Linked DNA regions of Homo sapiens: region 1 is linked to region 2. Evidence: read pairs that join two places in POLR2A ChIA-PET (ENCODE). Cell type or tissue: PC-3. All regions are shown on one strand.

Evidence for each region. Peaks named below come from ENCODE experiments on the same cell type or tissue, not always from the same donor. Only the 100,000 strongest peaks of a DNase experiment are listed, where the experiment ranks them.
Region 1: POLR2A ChIA-PET joins it to region 2 with 5 read pairs; 1 of 35 experiments calls an interaction of 5 or more read pairs at or near these places.

What each region holds. Positions count from the first base shown.
Region 1 is chr1:208,913,130-208,921,129 of GRCh38, forward strand. The region is part of intron 1 of LOC107985255 (a long non-coding RNA gene); the gene reads right to left. Among named protein-coding and RNA genes, the nearest start is that of LINC01774, 55 kb to the right of the region's middle. In PC-3, no CTCF peak of the experiment used is centred here; DNase peaks (open chromatin) are centred at 4,352, 4,772 and 6,432; H3K4me3 peaks cover 961 bases; H3K27ac peaks cover 4,636 bases.
Region 2 is chr1:209,605,122-209,613,121 of GRCh38, forward strand. It overlaps CAMK1G (calcium/calmodulin dependent protein kinase IG), which reads left to right. Exons shown (of 13, transcript NM_020439.3): 5 at 415-553; 6 at 1,199-1,322; 7 at 2,737-2,812; 8 at 3,859-3,971; 9 at 4,730-4,808; 10 at 6,344-6,431; 11 at 6,671-7,095; 12 at 7,664-7,791; 13 at 7,919-8,000. The coding sequence ends at 7,754. Among named protein-coding and RNA genes, the nearest start is that of MIR4260, 14 kb to the right of the region's middle. RefSeq lists a silencer at 2,736-2,894 and an enhancer at 4,013-5,212. In PC-3, a CTCF peak has its summit at 6,879; DNase peaks (open chromatin) are centred at 2,480 and 4,850; H3K27ac peaks cover 893 bases.

The sequences.
Region 1 (8,000 bases), 690 kb before region 2:
CAAAGAGATATCTGCATTCATATGTTCATTGCAGTGCTACTTGCAATAGCTAAGATGTAAAATCAACCTAGGTGCCCATCAGTGGTGGATTGGATAAATAAAACATGCTACATATACAACACAGAATACTATCCAGCATAAAAAAATGAAATCAACATGGATTACAGCAACACGGATGCATCTGGAAGCCATAATCCTAAACAAATTACACAGGAATAGAAAACCAAATACTGCATGTTTTCACTTATAAGTGGGAGCTAAACATTGGGTACACATGGACATAAAGATGGGAACAATAGATACTGCAGAGAACTAGAGTGGGTAGGTAAAAGAAGGGTGTGGGTTGAAGAACTACCTATTGGGTGCTATGCTCACCACCACAGATCCATACCCCAAAGGTCAGCAATATGCAACATACCCATGTAACAAGCTTGCATTTTTTTTAATATTTATTTTTATATTATATAATGCCCCTGAATCTAAAATGAAATTTGAAATTATTTAAAAAAATGTGTTATGGGATCCATACACCAAATCTCAGCATCATGCAATATACCATGTAACAAACTTGCACTTCTTTTTTTTGTTTTTTCTGAGACAGAGTCTCACTCTGTCACCCAGGCTGGAGTGCAGTGGTGTGATCTCGGCTCACTGTAACCTCCACCTCCCGGGTTCATGCCATTCTCCTGCCTCAGCCTCCCAAGTAGCTGGGACTACAGGCACCTGCCACCACACCTGGCTAATTTTTTGTATTTTTGATAGAGATGGGGTTTCACTGTGTTAGCCAGGATGGTCTCTATCTCCTGACCTCGTGATCCACCTGCCTTGGCCTCCCAAAGTGCTGGGATTACAGGCGTAAGCCACTGCACCCGGCCCAAACTTGCATTTTTTATATTTTTTTTTATATTATATAATGCCCCTGAATCTAAAATGAAATTTGGGGTCAGGCATAGTGGCTCACACCTGTAATCCCAGCACTTTGGAAGGCCGAAGCAGGCAGATTACTTGAGGTAAGGAGTTTGAGACCAGCCTGGCCAACACGGTGAAACCCCGTCTCTACTAAAAATACAAAAATTAGCCAGATGTGATGGCACACACCTGTAATCCCAGATACTCGGAAGGCTGAGGCACAAGAATTTCTTGAACCCAGGAGGCAGAGGTTACAGTGAGCCAAGACCACACCATTGCACTTCGGCCTGGGTGACAGAGCAAGACATTGTCTCAAAAATAATAATAGTAATAAATAAAAATAAAATGAAATTTGAAATTAAAAAATGAAATTTCGACATATATTGCAAAACCAATGAACCATGAAAACAGTATACTCAGTAAAAGAAGACAGTTACAAAAGGCCAAATATTGTGTGATTCCATTTATATGAAATGTCCAGAATAGGCAAATTTGCAGAGACAGAAAGTAGATTGGTGTTTGTCAGGGGCTGGAGGGAGTGAAGGACAGGGAGTAATTGTTAATGGGTTTCTTTTGGAGTTATAAAAATGCCCTGAAATTAGATAAAGTGAAGGTTATATAGGAGAGAACAGATTTATTTTCTCACCTATTGTTAGGTTCATGGCAGAGACCCCAATAAAAAAAGAAAGATCAGCAAGAGAAAAGCATATAAATTTATTTACTAAGTTTTAGATGACATGGAGACTTCAGAAAGAAGACCTAAAGAGATGGGGAAAGCTATGGGTTTTTTTGTTTTTTGAGACAGAGTCTCACTCTCACCCAGGTTGGAGTGCAGTGGTGCGATCTCGACTCACTGCAACCTCCACCTCCTGGGTTCAAGCAATTCTCCTGCCTCGGCCTCCCAAGTAGCTGGGATTATAGGCATGTGCCACCTTGCACAGCTAATTTTTTTGTATTTTTAGTAGAGACAGGGTTTCAACATGTTGGCCAGGCTGGTCTCAAACTCCTGATCTCAAGTGATCCACCCGCCTCGGCCTCCCAGAGTGCTGAGATTACAGGCATGAGCCACCACGCCCGGCAGCTGTGTATTTTTATGCATGGGTTTCATGAAGAGTGGACAGTCATGGAGATGTATGATTAAAGAATGAAAGGGTGTGGTCTAACAGCAATAAACAGGGGGGATCTTACTGAGGCCTGTTGGTTCAGATTCTTTCTAGTGTCCCTGCGTGACATTCTTTCCCTCTGGTATAGGGCAGGACACCTGTTCCATGAAGGTCTGCAGGGAAGAAGGAAGGGAGTCCAGAGTGACCTTCCTAGGTTTTATGATCTGCTTCAGAGAAGAAGAGCAAGAAAAATTCTAGTTTCTATGACCTACTTTAGGGGAAGGGGGTTCAGAAGAAAGCCAGAGTTCTTTCCTGTTTCTGCAGCTCAATTTCTTTCAGCTTAAAATATTCAGTATGCCAAGGTGCCATATTTTGGGGTAGCATCTACTGAACCTCAGTTGCATAACTCTGTGAATATACTAGAGATCACTGAATTGTATAATTTAAAAGAATAGGTGAATTATGTCTTGATAAAGCCATTACTAATTTTTTTTTATAAAGGAAGGCATGAGCCACCTTGGGACTAATGATGGACAGGCATTTCCAGTAAACTTGCAGTTACTGGAGTGGCCTGACCCTAATTGGAGATTCCTTGAAATAGATGTTGAAGTAAGGAAATATAATGAAAAACTTTACCTTCTAAAGTCCTTCCTGATCCTCAGATTCTCTAGTGAATAAATCGATAAAGAGATTGTGATTTTAAGGTCATACTTATGCTACAGAATTGTAGACAATTGACACATACCATGAATTGTTTGGGTATTGTCTTCTTAACATTGCTTTCAGGCAATTAATGACCCCACTACTTTGTACAGGATAAAAATATAACTAATGTTCTTTATGTGGACCCTGCTGAATTGAACTCCTAATATAACAGGTCTACTTCAGTGGCTCATGTACAGATCAATACCTAGAAAGGTATTATAGAAACATGGCACATTTAGACTCTTGTAGACTTAAACTCTGGCAGACTGTGATACAAATCCTTTACCACAGAGCAGTAGAGTTAATGCAAAAGATATAGCACAGCCCACGGGTTAAAGTTATGGCCTCTGGAGCCAGACTCCCTGGGTATAAAACCTGGCTCTGCCACTTATTAGCTGTGTGATCTTGTTCAATTTATATAACCTCTTAGCTCTTCAGTTATCTTATCTGCAAAATGGGAATAATAGGTAATTATCTACCTATGTACAGTTTAGTTTTATTATGAGAATTAAATGGCTTAATATTTGTAAAGCACTTTGAACAGATGTCTGACATACAGTAAACCATATAAAGGTTTGTTAAGTAAATCTACTGGGTCCAGTTTGGATAATTTTCCCATAAGGATGCCCATTTGGGAAGTAGATACTTATGAAAATGGGGCGACCTTCGAAATTACCCTCTTTTCTTGGATATTTCTGTTTTGTTAACTACATAAACAAATTCTCAACTAGGCTAATCTCAATTTAAGACTAAAAGTGGAACTTAAGAATGTGATTTGGATACATACAAATTAATCATTGATATGTTGGTTTCAATATAAAATATATTGTGCATTGTGTTCTAGCTCTTAAAAAGCCAACAAGGGATATGAAAGGTTTGTCTTTTCTCTGATGTAAACTCAAAAATTTTTCTCACCATAAAAATATGCCTCTTTAAGATCTATGTGTACAAAACTCTAACTCATTTAATCATCATATAGGCATTACAATCTCCATTTTACAGATGAGGGCGCCTAGTCTCGGAGGATTTAAGCGACTTCTGTGAGGCCACACAGCTAGCAAAGAGGGATAGAGACAGGACTTAAACCCAAGGCAATATAACTTCAATAGAAATGCTCTTTCCACTTTCCCACACTCCTCACTGCACCTACAGTAATCTATCAAGCATATATTTTTCCCTTTTAAACTTATTTATATTTTCATGCTGTAATAATTTTTGGTTGTGAGTTCTCTAAAGTAATAAAATGTTTTATTGGTTTGCCTCCTTCAAGCTACAGAAAGAAAAGAAAACCATAGGAGAGAGGCTAAAAAGTTGGGTTCTAAAATTAGCCACCCCATGTGCCAGGCAAAAAGCGTGGATAATCAGTGATTCCCAGTGTTGTCCTCTGAAGCTTTTGCAAACCAACCAGCAAGAGCCACTGCCTAAATACTCACTTCTCTTGACTGCCTTTGAGGACCAGCTGGATCCTCATCAAGCCCCAGTGATTGACCCCCAGTTATTCATTTGCCTCTCCTCAAGGACGCAAGGCCCTTCTTGCCTTATCCAGAGACATTAAAGAAAGCTGCTTGACGTTGGACATCAAATTGATTTCATGCCAAGATTTCACTCAACCACAGGTGACAACCATTGACGTGTCAAAGCCTTACAAGAAAAATAAACACGTCTGATGCAAAGAGTCCTTTGTTTTTGATGCCATGTTGAATTATGCACCTTTACACAGATCTGACAGTGGCTGTGACTATTTGCTAGAAGGCAGAGTGGAGGCACGTAGGGTCTCAAATTGTAGTGGCAAAGAAGGTCAAAGCATGGTGAATTCAAAGGGGACTGCAAATTTAGAGCTGAGGGAGAAGGCTCTTTCAGCGCCCTTCATCTTCCTTTTCTCATTCAACCCTGTGGAACTCATCTCATCATTCTCTGTCTCCTGCTTCTGAATGCTTTAAGTCACTTATTTGTCTATCTTCCCCAGAGAGAAAGCCTGCTGCTTAGAAAGAGCTTGAAACCACCTGCAATATTTCTCCCTTTAGTCATGTCTGCTCAAGGTGACGTAGGACTTTGGATAAGCATACTTAGTAGGCATCCAAGCTTTTTTGGCTTGACTAAAGCTGGGGACTGCCCACAGTTAAGACCTTTGTCTATGGCTATTTCCTCTTCACCTACCTAGCCTGAGGGGTACATAATCACTTCTCTGAGGAGTTTCCTAGCTTCAGCTGTTTCCGTGGAATCTTTTCTTCCAGCTGTGTTTACTCGTTTTATTTTTTTGTATTCTGTCTGAAGAAGATGGAATTTGCATAATTAAGAATGACCTGAGCAATCTCTGCTAATGCCTCCACTAAAACCTCTGAATATCCCTGTTAACTAATTACATCTATCATTGTGTCAGACAGGTAAAAGACTCCTTCAGTCTGTTGAGACAACATTATTCACCTGGGATTATCAAAGGTTTCAATTCTGGCCATTAGCTGAAATTGCTTGGGTCATTCATTATGGCCAATTCTGCATCCTTTCTAGACAGAGCAAAGTAAATGCAGAATCAGGAATAGATTAAATAGCCATGCATCAGAAGCCTAGTTCAGAACCTCAGCCCTTTCTTTTCCTTAGAGCTAAAGGATGAAAAATGAACAGAAAAACCTTGTGGTTTCCTCTTCTTACATCAGTGAGTATGTGAGCTTTTGCTTCAAGAAATTGGAGGTGATTATCCTTTCCCCAATTTTATTCAGCCTTTTAAATATCTGGTTTAACAAATCCATGAAGAAAAAAAAAAGTCCTTAGACTTGAAATTAAATCGCCCCATTCTCAGCTTTCCCTCATTAACCATGGATTATAGGTAGGGACTTGAGTCACTATTGGGGCAGTGGAGTGTGGGGTATAGGTAGCCTTTCAGTTGAAATTACTTCATCTAAACTGAAAGCAGAACCCAAAGAGGTGGATTAAAGATTAAACTCAGACATTAACAACAAGTGGGGGGATGATGAAAACATATCTGGAAGATTCCAAACATTGGCATGGTAGTTATTAGGATGAGTAGTAGCGAGGCCAGGCAGTATACTCAATTCCTTCTGTATATGTCTTTCATTTTCTGGGGATATGGTTTTATCTGTCCTGTTCTGACACAAAATTCAGCATCCTTGTCACAAGTCAGTGAATATATTTTTATAATGATTCGGAGTCCATTATATACAACAACTACTATGGGCTTGGTAAAAGGATATCAAATGATACACTAAAATGTAAGCAGTTGGTGTTCAAATTGGAAAAAAAAAGTCATACAAAAATAAAGATAACTAGCAATTAAAGTTAGCTAATAATATTGTTCACTAATAGTATGATAGTATGACTTCTTGGAAAAAACTCGCTATCCAATCATAGTGTCCAATTTATCTTTTTTAGACACATTTTCATGGGTAATGCACATGGGCACTATACTCATTAAATGTGTGCTTGCCTTGCAGAAAGAGTGAGCTCAGAGATCATAGACCAAATCATTAGAGAAACCAAAGCATTGGTTAGTGAAAATATCTATATAAGTTACTAAAATCTATTTTTTCTTCAGTTTTTTAGAAATCTGATTATAAAGGCTGTTTTGTTTATTGCTTAGAAAAGTTTTCAGTCAGAAGAAAAAAAAAGAAGGTAGAAATTTGGAGTGAGCAGGATGCTTCCTTGCAATTATTCATTTAACAAATATGTCATGAATCCCTATTATGAGTCAGGCAGTGAACAACATGCTAGGGATATATTGTGTACAAAACAAACAACAATCCCTGCACTTGTGGAATTTTTCTATTGTGAAGAGACAGACATCAAACCTTAAACATAATAAATTAAGAAAAAAAACGTGTATTAGAAGGCGGCAAATCTCATGGAAGGAAGAGAGCTGGGTAAGGGGGCCTGGAAGTACTGGGAGGTATAAATAAATAGTTATGGAGAAGAAAATCATTCATATGATGGCATTTGATTAAAAAACTTGAATGAAGGCAGGAGGTGGGCTATGTGGATGTCTGGATGAAGGGTATTTCTGGCAGAGGACACAGCCAGTAAGAAACATCCTGAGGTAGGAGTGTGTCTGGCCTATTCACGAACTGCCAAGCAGGCTAAGATAAGGGAAGGAGGGAAAGATTTGCAGTAGGACCTGAAGTCGAGAGGTAACTAGGAGAGTCAGATCACATGGATCCATTTACACCATTGTAAGAACTTGCCTTTTACTCTAAGTGAAATGGGAAGACTTTGATAAACATTGAGCAAAGGAGTAAAATGCACTGATATTTTCATTTTTAAAGACTTACTCTGGCAGCTGTCCTGAGTGTAACCTGTATGGAGAATATGAGGAGGCAAGAAGAAAAGTAAAGCGACTGCTCTGGAGAGCATGGCAGGAGAGAGAGATTACTGTGGTTTGAATCCAGGCAGTAGCTGTAAGAGAGGAAAGAAGTAGTTGGATGATAGACGCTTTCTGAAGTACTAACAGGACTTGCTTAGAGATTGAATGACCAATAATAGAAAAAGAGAGAAGTCGATGATGACTTTAATTTTTTTTTCTTTTTTTTTTTTTTTGAGACGGAGTCTTGCTTTGTCACCCAGGCTGGAATGCAGTGGCGCGATCTCGGCTTACTGCAAGCTCCGCCTCCCTGCTTCACGCCATTCTCCTGCCTCGGCCTCCCGAGTAGCTGGGACCACAGGCGCCCGCCACCACTCCCGGCCAATTTTTTTGTATTTTTAGTAGAGACGGGGTTTCACCGTGTTAGCCAGGATGGTCTCGATCTCCTGACCTCATGATCCACCCGCCTTGGCCTCCCAAAGTGCTGGGATTACAGGCGTGAGCCACCGCACCTGGCCTAATTGTTTTTTCTTAAGCAACTAGAAGAATGGGGATGTCATTAACTGAGCCACGAAAAAGACTGGAGATGCAACTGTCTTGGAGAGGAAAATAAGAAGTTTGCTTGGGTACCTGGTAAACCCAAAACTCTATTAGGCACCCATGTAAAGATGTTGGGTAGGGTATTGGGTATTCTAGTCTGAAGTTCTAGGATGAAGATACACACACTTGGGAACTGTCAGTATGTAGATATTATTTAAAGTCATTGGGATGGTAATTTTGATAATCTTGGATAAGATTTCCAAGAGATTGCATGTCAGTAGAGAAGAGAAGGAGCCAAACACTGAAGCTTTAGGTATTTTAACTTTGTAAAGTGATGGAGAAGAAAATGAATCAGAAAAGGAGACTAAAAATACTAGCGAGTATGGTGCTACAGGAGCCCAGTGAAGAAAGTATTTTAAGCAAGAGGGATTGAG
Region 2 (8,000 bases):
CTCACTTGCATGCCTTCTCTTTCCTACTTTGCTTAATTTCTGTGTTACCTCTCTCTTTCATCATGGCTTCCTGTGTCATAGGCCAGGAAGGAAGGTGGCTAAGAAGTGTGTCCACACTAAGGGATTATTGGCTTCTTGTGCAGCCCCAACCAGAAGCATTTACATTTTAAAGGAAATTTTCAGAGAGAGAGGTCAATGCTTGGCCCAAAGAGATGACTGCCTAGTGATATCACTCCAGGTACCCAGAGTGGGTGTTCTGAGACTGGAGTAGTCTGCTGGCAGCCCTTCAATCACAGTTCATGGGGGCCTGCCTGTTCCACTGCAGCTGTGTCCCCCAAGGCTTCAAAGCAAACACCTTCTCATTACTTTGAGTGAAATGAGAACTGAATTCCTGTCTTGATCCTATGCCCACAGTGTTTCTGGTGGGGAGCTCTTTGACCGGATCCTGGAGCGGGGTGTCTACACAGAGAAGGATGCCAGTCTGGTGATCCAGCAGGTCTTGTCGGCAGTGAAATACCTACATGAGAATGGCATCGTCCACAGAGACTTAAAGGTGTCAAGGCGGGAGTCCTGGGTGGGAAACAGATAATGACCCTTAAGGAAGCTGCATGGGTCATGGGACATCTAAGCTCCATAAAGTAAGAGGGTTGGACTAGTGACTCCCAAGGCCCCTTCTGCCCTTAGATTCCTTAAACAGACCTTGGATGAGTGAACAATGGTTACTAATTTGCACCTCAATTTTTCCTGAAACTTTCACTATGCCTTACCCTATTTCAATACCAAAATAATACACACATTTCTTACATCCAGCCACAGTCAAAACCCAATGCAACAAAATATTTACTGAGGGCCTACATTGTACTAGGCCTTGCACTGGACTCTGGAGAGATCAGACACCATTAACCAAAGATTGGTTCTCTCAAAACACAAACAGGGTAGTTGGAAGTGAGGGAAGGAAAGGGTGAGTATATTAATGTTTACAAGACCGAGCAAAGTCAGAGCCATAAGCAAGGTGCAGACTACTGGGGTGCAGGTGTGAGGGTGCAGGTAGGAGGAAGAAGGGAAGAATGGGGGAGGATGAGCTGGCCTTGAAGTCAGGAGCCCAGGGCTCATCTTCCTGTGAAATTTTGTATCAAGGGGAAGGAAAATACTTGCTTCAGGTGGTTATATCCTACACTACATATTTTTTCTCCTACAGCCCGAAAACCTGCTTTACCTTACCCCTGAAGAGAACTCTAAGATCATGATCACTGACTTTGGTCTGTCCAAGATGGAACAGAATGGCATCATGTCCACTGCCTGTGGGACCCCAGGCTACGTGGGTAAGTCTGGGAGCAGGAGGAAGGTTGACCAGTTGGCTACATTCAACCACATGCCTATCATTCATAGAAAGGGGTGATTCTGAGAACATAGGGTTCAACTTCAGGGGCTATCCTGGTAGGACATCCACTTATAAAGTTTAGGGCCAGCCAATTCATCCGTCTCAGGATCTATCTCTACTGCTCCCAAATTCTACATTTTTAAAGACCGCCTACCCCTGAGCCCTCCAGAGTCCCTGCCTATGCTTTGGCTCTCATTTCTGCGGATAGACTTCCAGCCTTTGTCTTTCCAGCTGGACCAGGGGCAGACAAGATCACAAACCCAGAGATCAGCAGAGAGCTGAGGGGTTGAGCACCAACCCTACTCCTTTCTCCCACTCTGAAGGAGACATTAGCCCCCAGTTCTTGGGAGCCTGGAAGCACAGGATATTGAATTTGGGCCTGAGGAACCCAGAAATGGGCTCCTAAATGTCCACCCAAGGAAGCACTCTGGGAAATTGGCAAAGGTGGAGCTTCCTGCTTGAACATCCCTGTAGGTTTCCAGGGCCCCCAAAAAGAGTGAGAGCAGGCAGGGCACCTGGAAGAGTATTCCTGGGATCTACAGGAGACAAAGTTGAAACTCAGAGCATCCGCTCCTGTCCCTTCCCACTTCACCAGTCGTCACCTGTTTGCAGTTGGGTAATGGGAAGCAGAGCTCTGACTCAAGAGAGGGAATCTACCCTCCCAGAAAGGCAGGTCATTCACTCCTCAGTAGGTATTGAGTCCCACCAGGTACAAAGCTCTGGTAGCTGCAAGAAATACAGAAGGCAGCTCTCTACACCCCACAGGGCTCCTAATCAGAGGAAGTCATGGCTCATGCCCTCTGAAAGCTCTCTATCTGATGGGACAGACTAAATGCCTCCCCTCAGAAGGTACCCACAGTCTGATGGGAGACATACTGCCTTTGCTCTGGGAGCTCCTAATCTAATGGGGGTGACTCAGTCTCTGCCTCCCAGAGGCTCCCAGTCTAGTGGAGGAGAGACAGTCCTACACTGAAGATCTCCCAGTCTGAAGGGAGAGAGATCACACTTGCCCTGGGAATCCCCTATCTGAGTGGGGAGACAGGCCCTGCCTTCAGAGAATACTCAGTGTAATCAGGGAGACATAGCCCTGGAGATCCCCAGTCCAACAGGTGAGTCATCGACCCTGTCATGGGGAAACTCACAAACTAATGCAGAAGTCACAGTCTCTCTTTTCAGGAAGATTTAGTCTTCCCAGAAGAGACACAGCCCCTACCCTTAGGGAGTTTTCAGTCTCCTAGAAACCCCACCATCCCACAGTCTTCCCCAGACCTCTTCTCTAAGCCTGGCCTTCAGCTCCCACCCCAAAGCCCTCTCCTCTTGCCACCAGCCCTGACTCTGCCCTTGGTCTGCTGCAGCTCCAGAAGTGCTGGCCCAGAAACCCTACAGCAAGGCTGTGGATTGCTGGTCCATCGGCGTCATCACCTACATATTGTGAGTAGACGCTGGCCTGGGTTCAGCTGATGAGAAGTCTCGGAGCCTGCTTACCCCTTCTCGTTCCCTCCCCTGTCTCAGCTCCTCCTCCAAGCACGTGCATGTGCACAAACAGACACAGGCACAGGGGCACACGGGTACACACACACACACACACACACACATACATGTACACACAGCTTAAAAGCTTCCTCTCTCTTCACCTCCACCAAGTTTTAAAACAGAGCTCAGCGTGAATCCACTGCACAGCCACCTGGCACTCCCTCCTCTTGCACCCCTGCCCCTTTTACTGCCTATAAATGTGTTGCATCCCACTCAGTGGAATGAACAGTGAAAAAGAGAGAGGCCAAGCCAGGCTTGGAAGCCAGGTGGACCCTCTGTTCCTACATCTCAGCTTTCCCAAGGCAAAACTGTGGCCTGGATAAAGCTGGTCAGGGCCTTTCCTTTTCGCTCCTCTCCACACATTCCCAAGCTCTCCCTTTCCTAACCTGCCCATCACCTCTTCCCCACCATCCCTCCTCACCTATAGCAAACTTTGCTCTTAGGAAAATAACCTGGTTTCAATTATCTCCTCCATTTATGTTGAATAAGTACTCTCATTTATTTACCCAACCAATATTCACTGCCTATCTACTCTGCATCTATCCCTGTGCTAGGTTCTAAAGAATCCCGCAGTGAACAACACAGCCTAAATAAATCCTTCATCAAGCTTACATTCAAGTAGACAGTCTACCAACTTTCTTAAACATATTTTATATAGCATTCATAAGTCAGGGAAAGTATAAGGAGAGGTGGCAAGGGTTGGAGGGCATAATGTACACAGGGACCTTCTAGGGATGACTGTGCCAAGGCTTGGCACTTGCATAAACACTTTACGGGACCTGTACCATTCTGGAATTTGAGGCAGATCTGCGTCCTGGTCACACCACTGTTCTGGGACCTTCAGTGCCCACCTGTGTATACAGTGGGAGCTTGGGGGAGCAGAGAGGCTGGCTCAGGGAGGACAGGTTTGTTCAGTAGTATGCCTCCTTCCTGTCCTGCTGCAGGCTCTGTGGATACCCCCCATTCTATGAAGAAACGGAGTCTAAGCTTTTCGAGAAGATCAAGGAGGGCTACTATGAGTTTGAGTCTCCATTCTGGGATGACATTTCTGAGTCAGGTAAGGCCAGTAGGCATGAAGGAGAGATAACAGGCTCAAGGTAGAGGCTGCCAAGAGAAATGAGCTTAACAAAGGATGACAGTCCCGGCTCTTCAAAGTCCCTGGGGATCTTACAGAACAGGCTGCCAAGGAAAGTGGAGAAATCTTCGTCTGCTTCAAAGACCCGATAAATTATTTACATCTAAGAGCTATGCTTTTGTTTTTCTGGAGGCAGAACCACAGTATGCCTGAAAAGGAGATGGGGGGGCAGTTTAGAAGATGGGCCAGGAGGGCAGAGCCAGGTGGTGAGGGGAGAGTTCCAGACAAGAGCAGCAAAACTAAGGGGTTAGATATCAAGAAAGAGCATGCAATGTCTATGTGTGAGAGAAGATGATCATTACGTGATTGTTGGACCTGTTAAGTGGAAATCAGAGCTGGAACAATCCAGCACTCACATGCGTGCCCATGTGCCAGCGCTGGCCCCTGTTTCAGTGCAAACACATGCACATGTGATGTGCAGGCACATGGGGGCCTTGTGACTAGTGACGCTTCTGCAGTGCTGTGTGGGTGAGGCGGCTTGGAGCTTCCCTTCTTTGGTGGTTTATGGTGGGTTGTTGTTAGGTGGTTTGGATTTTTTTTCCTCTTCTAAGACTCTTAAAATTGCCTCTTTGGAAGATCAGCTAAAGATGCATTCACTGCCACCCACCAGCCCGGAAGTGAATTTCCATCAGTCATGAAATCTGGTCCTTAGTCGTCGTGTCTTTGATTACTCCCCTTAGCCAAGGACTTTATTTGCCACTTGCTTGAGAAGGATCCGAACGAGCGGTACACCTGTGAGAAGGCCTTGAGTCATCCCTGGTGAGTGAGACATGGAGTGGACTCTAGACCCCAGCCCTGTAGTTCCCAAAACCATGCTGACTCATTCATATTGCATTTCCCTGGAATCTGCTTGTCCTGATCCATTTAATGATGTGACAAGCAAGGACCATGCCATTGTTCATCAGGCCCAGGTAGAGATTCAAACATTATACAGTGGAGCAGGTTCTAATGCAAGGGTAGCAGCTGGGTTGTCTGGTCAAGTGCAGGAGGCAGGTGCAGCCGAGCGCTGTCATTCAGCACTGGGATAGGGTGCAATGTTCAGTACTAGTTATTCAAGAAGTGCCAGGAATGGGCAACTCTGTCCTGTCCTTTAGAGCTTTGTTTTACTCAGGGATCAATAACTGTTCCAGGTGAAGTGATTTAAGAACAACTGCAAAGCAACCGATTGGCAAAATAGGAAAAAGAAAATCTTAAAATATTTTTTCATGTTACTTCCCAACTCAATTTACAATAGCTCCCCACTTCATACCCCAGCAAGCCTGGATTCCTTTGTCTTTCCAGTTTCCCTAATATGGCCTGACCCTTTATCTCCAGCCTCTTTTCCCAGGATTGCCAGCATACCTCCTCTGTCCAGATAGGCCTGGGAGCTATATCTGTCTCACCCCACATACCAAGCTCTGTCTTAACTACACCTTGGATCAGATCATTCCCACTACCTACAATGTCCTGCCTCTTGCCCTGTATGTAGCATCTTTCAGGATCCAGATCAGTCTCTGCCCTTCCCTGAAGCCCCTGACCCCTGCAGCCCAACCCAATCTCCCCAGTTCTCTTTATTAATCACACGGCTTACCATGTATTACTGCAGTCCATAGCATGAACAACACCCGACATCTAGACTGTAGGCTCCTAGGGGTCAGGGCCCATGTCTCTTACTTCTCGAGGTCTATTAGTAGTTGGCACAGTACTATGCACACAGCAAGTGTCTGAGGAACACTTAGAGACCAGTGAATAAGAGGCTAAGGGGATAGGAAAGGGGCAGCCTGTACCAGACGGCCTTACTGAGGAAGGCTTCCAGGAGGAGGTGGGTTCTAGGCAAGGTTTTGAGCTAAAGGATGGTGACTACCCCAGTGCCCTGTGATGCTGGGTCCAATAAACTTTTTCTATAAAGCATCAGATAGTAAATATTTTAGGCTTTCCTGGCCATACTGTCTTTATGGCAACTACTCAACCCTGCTGTCACAGTGCAAAAGGAGCCACAGACAATACCTGAATTAATGGGCACCACTGTGTCCCCATAAAACCTTATTTACAAAAACAGGCAATAGGTCGATTTGGCCTATAGGCTATAGCTTGTTGACCTTGCTCTAAAAGTTTTTGATTTTGCCAAAGCTAAAGCCGACTCTTACTTGCCCAGGGGCACAGAGGAGACCTGCTTGCAGCCCTTTCCTGCTGTGGGCTGTCTTTCCTCTGCACACTCTACCCAGCTCTCACCTAGACCTGCAGGCACCCTGCCCACTCCCTGGATGAGTGTAAATAGCCACCCAGTAGCCAGGTGTCCCCTCTTACATCCACAGGATTGACGGAAACACAGCCCTCCACCGGGACATCTACCCATCAGTCAGCCTCCAGATCCAGAAGAACTTTGCTAAGAGCAAGTGGAGGGTAAGCTGTCCTCTCCAGGGGGTGGGAAAGCTGTTCTGGGCCCCTGGAGGCTGGGCTGGCAGGGGCTGACATAAGGGCTTTCCTTGGGATGTCCCAGAAGGCATTGGAGCTCCGTGTACCCTCTCTGAAATGAGAAGTGGGCACCCAGGTTTCAAGAGGCCACAAGGCAAAGGGAAAGTTTAAGCTCCAAGGCCCTCTGAGGTTGCAGAAGGCCAGAGGCTGCTCTTGTGTCTCCTTAGCAAGCCTTCAACGCAGCAGCTGTGGTGCACCACATGAGGAAGCTACACATGAACCTGCACAGCCCGGGCGTCCGCCCAGAGGTGGAGAACAGGCCGCCTGAAACTCAAGCCTCAGAAACCTCTAGACCCAGCTCCCCTGAGATCACCATCACCGAGGCACCTGTCCTGGACCACAGTGTAGCACTCCCTGCCCTGACCCAATTACCCTGCCAGCATGGCCGCCGGCCCACTGCCCCTGGTGGCAGGTCCCTCAACTGCCTGGTCAATGGCTCCCTCCACATCAGCAGCAGCCTGGTGCCCATGCATCAGGGGTCCCTGGCCGCCGGGCCCTGTGGCTGCTGCTCCAGCTGCCTGAACATTGGGAGCAAAGGAAAGTCCTCCTACTGCTCTGAGCCCACACTCCTCAAAAAGGCCAACAAAAAACAGTACGTATTTTTAGCCAAAGATGGAGCCCCAGCTTGGGTCTGAAAGAAATCGGTCAACAGGACTGAAAGAAATGGACACAAAGGCCTCTCCCACTCATAGGCAGCTATATAGGGAGGGATGAGTTCTGGATGAGGGGGCAAGGAAAATGCTTCCAGCCCTGTCCCCATCACTTACTAGTTGTGAGGCCATTGACGAGTCAATGTCTCTGCTTCTATTTTGCTCATCTGTAAACTGGGTTGAAGTCTATTTACCCAATTAGCCTGCCTCACAGAGGTACTATAAAAGGTTAGTGAAGCAACAGAGATGATAAAAGCCCACAGAAAACTGGGTATTTGCAAGTGGTGAGCATCAGATTCCCCGAGTTTCCAGGGCCTCTGTGCTTTGCAGAAGGAAGTGTAGGGGGGCTTGGTTATCTTTATCTTTTCTGCAGGTTCTTGAACTTTCTGAACCTCATGAGGGGAGAGCTGAGTGGATGCCACAGGCACAGAGAACTACCACCTCTGCCCTGCCCCATCGACTCTTCTTCCCTCAAATACTTCAAAGGTTGTTGCTTCATTTCCTTTCTAGGAACTTCAAGTCGGAGGTCATGGTACCAGTTAAAGCCAGTGGCAGCTCCCACTGCCGGGCAGGGCAGACTGGAGTCTGTCTCATTATGTGATTCCTGGAGCCTGTGCCTATGTCACTGCAATTTTCAGGTTAGGAGGGTCACAGTGTGAGGCTTGGGGAGAGTTTCTGTCCCAGAGGAGAGCCCCATGCCAGAGTGTGAGTGATGGGGTCTGAGGTGGCAACCCCCTCCTCACTCTGAGCCCCTTTCTCTTGCAGGAGACATATTCAACTCCTCTGCTCTTCCAAACCTGGTGTCTATCCGGCAGAGGGAGGAAGGCAGAGCAAGTGGAGCAGGGCT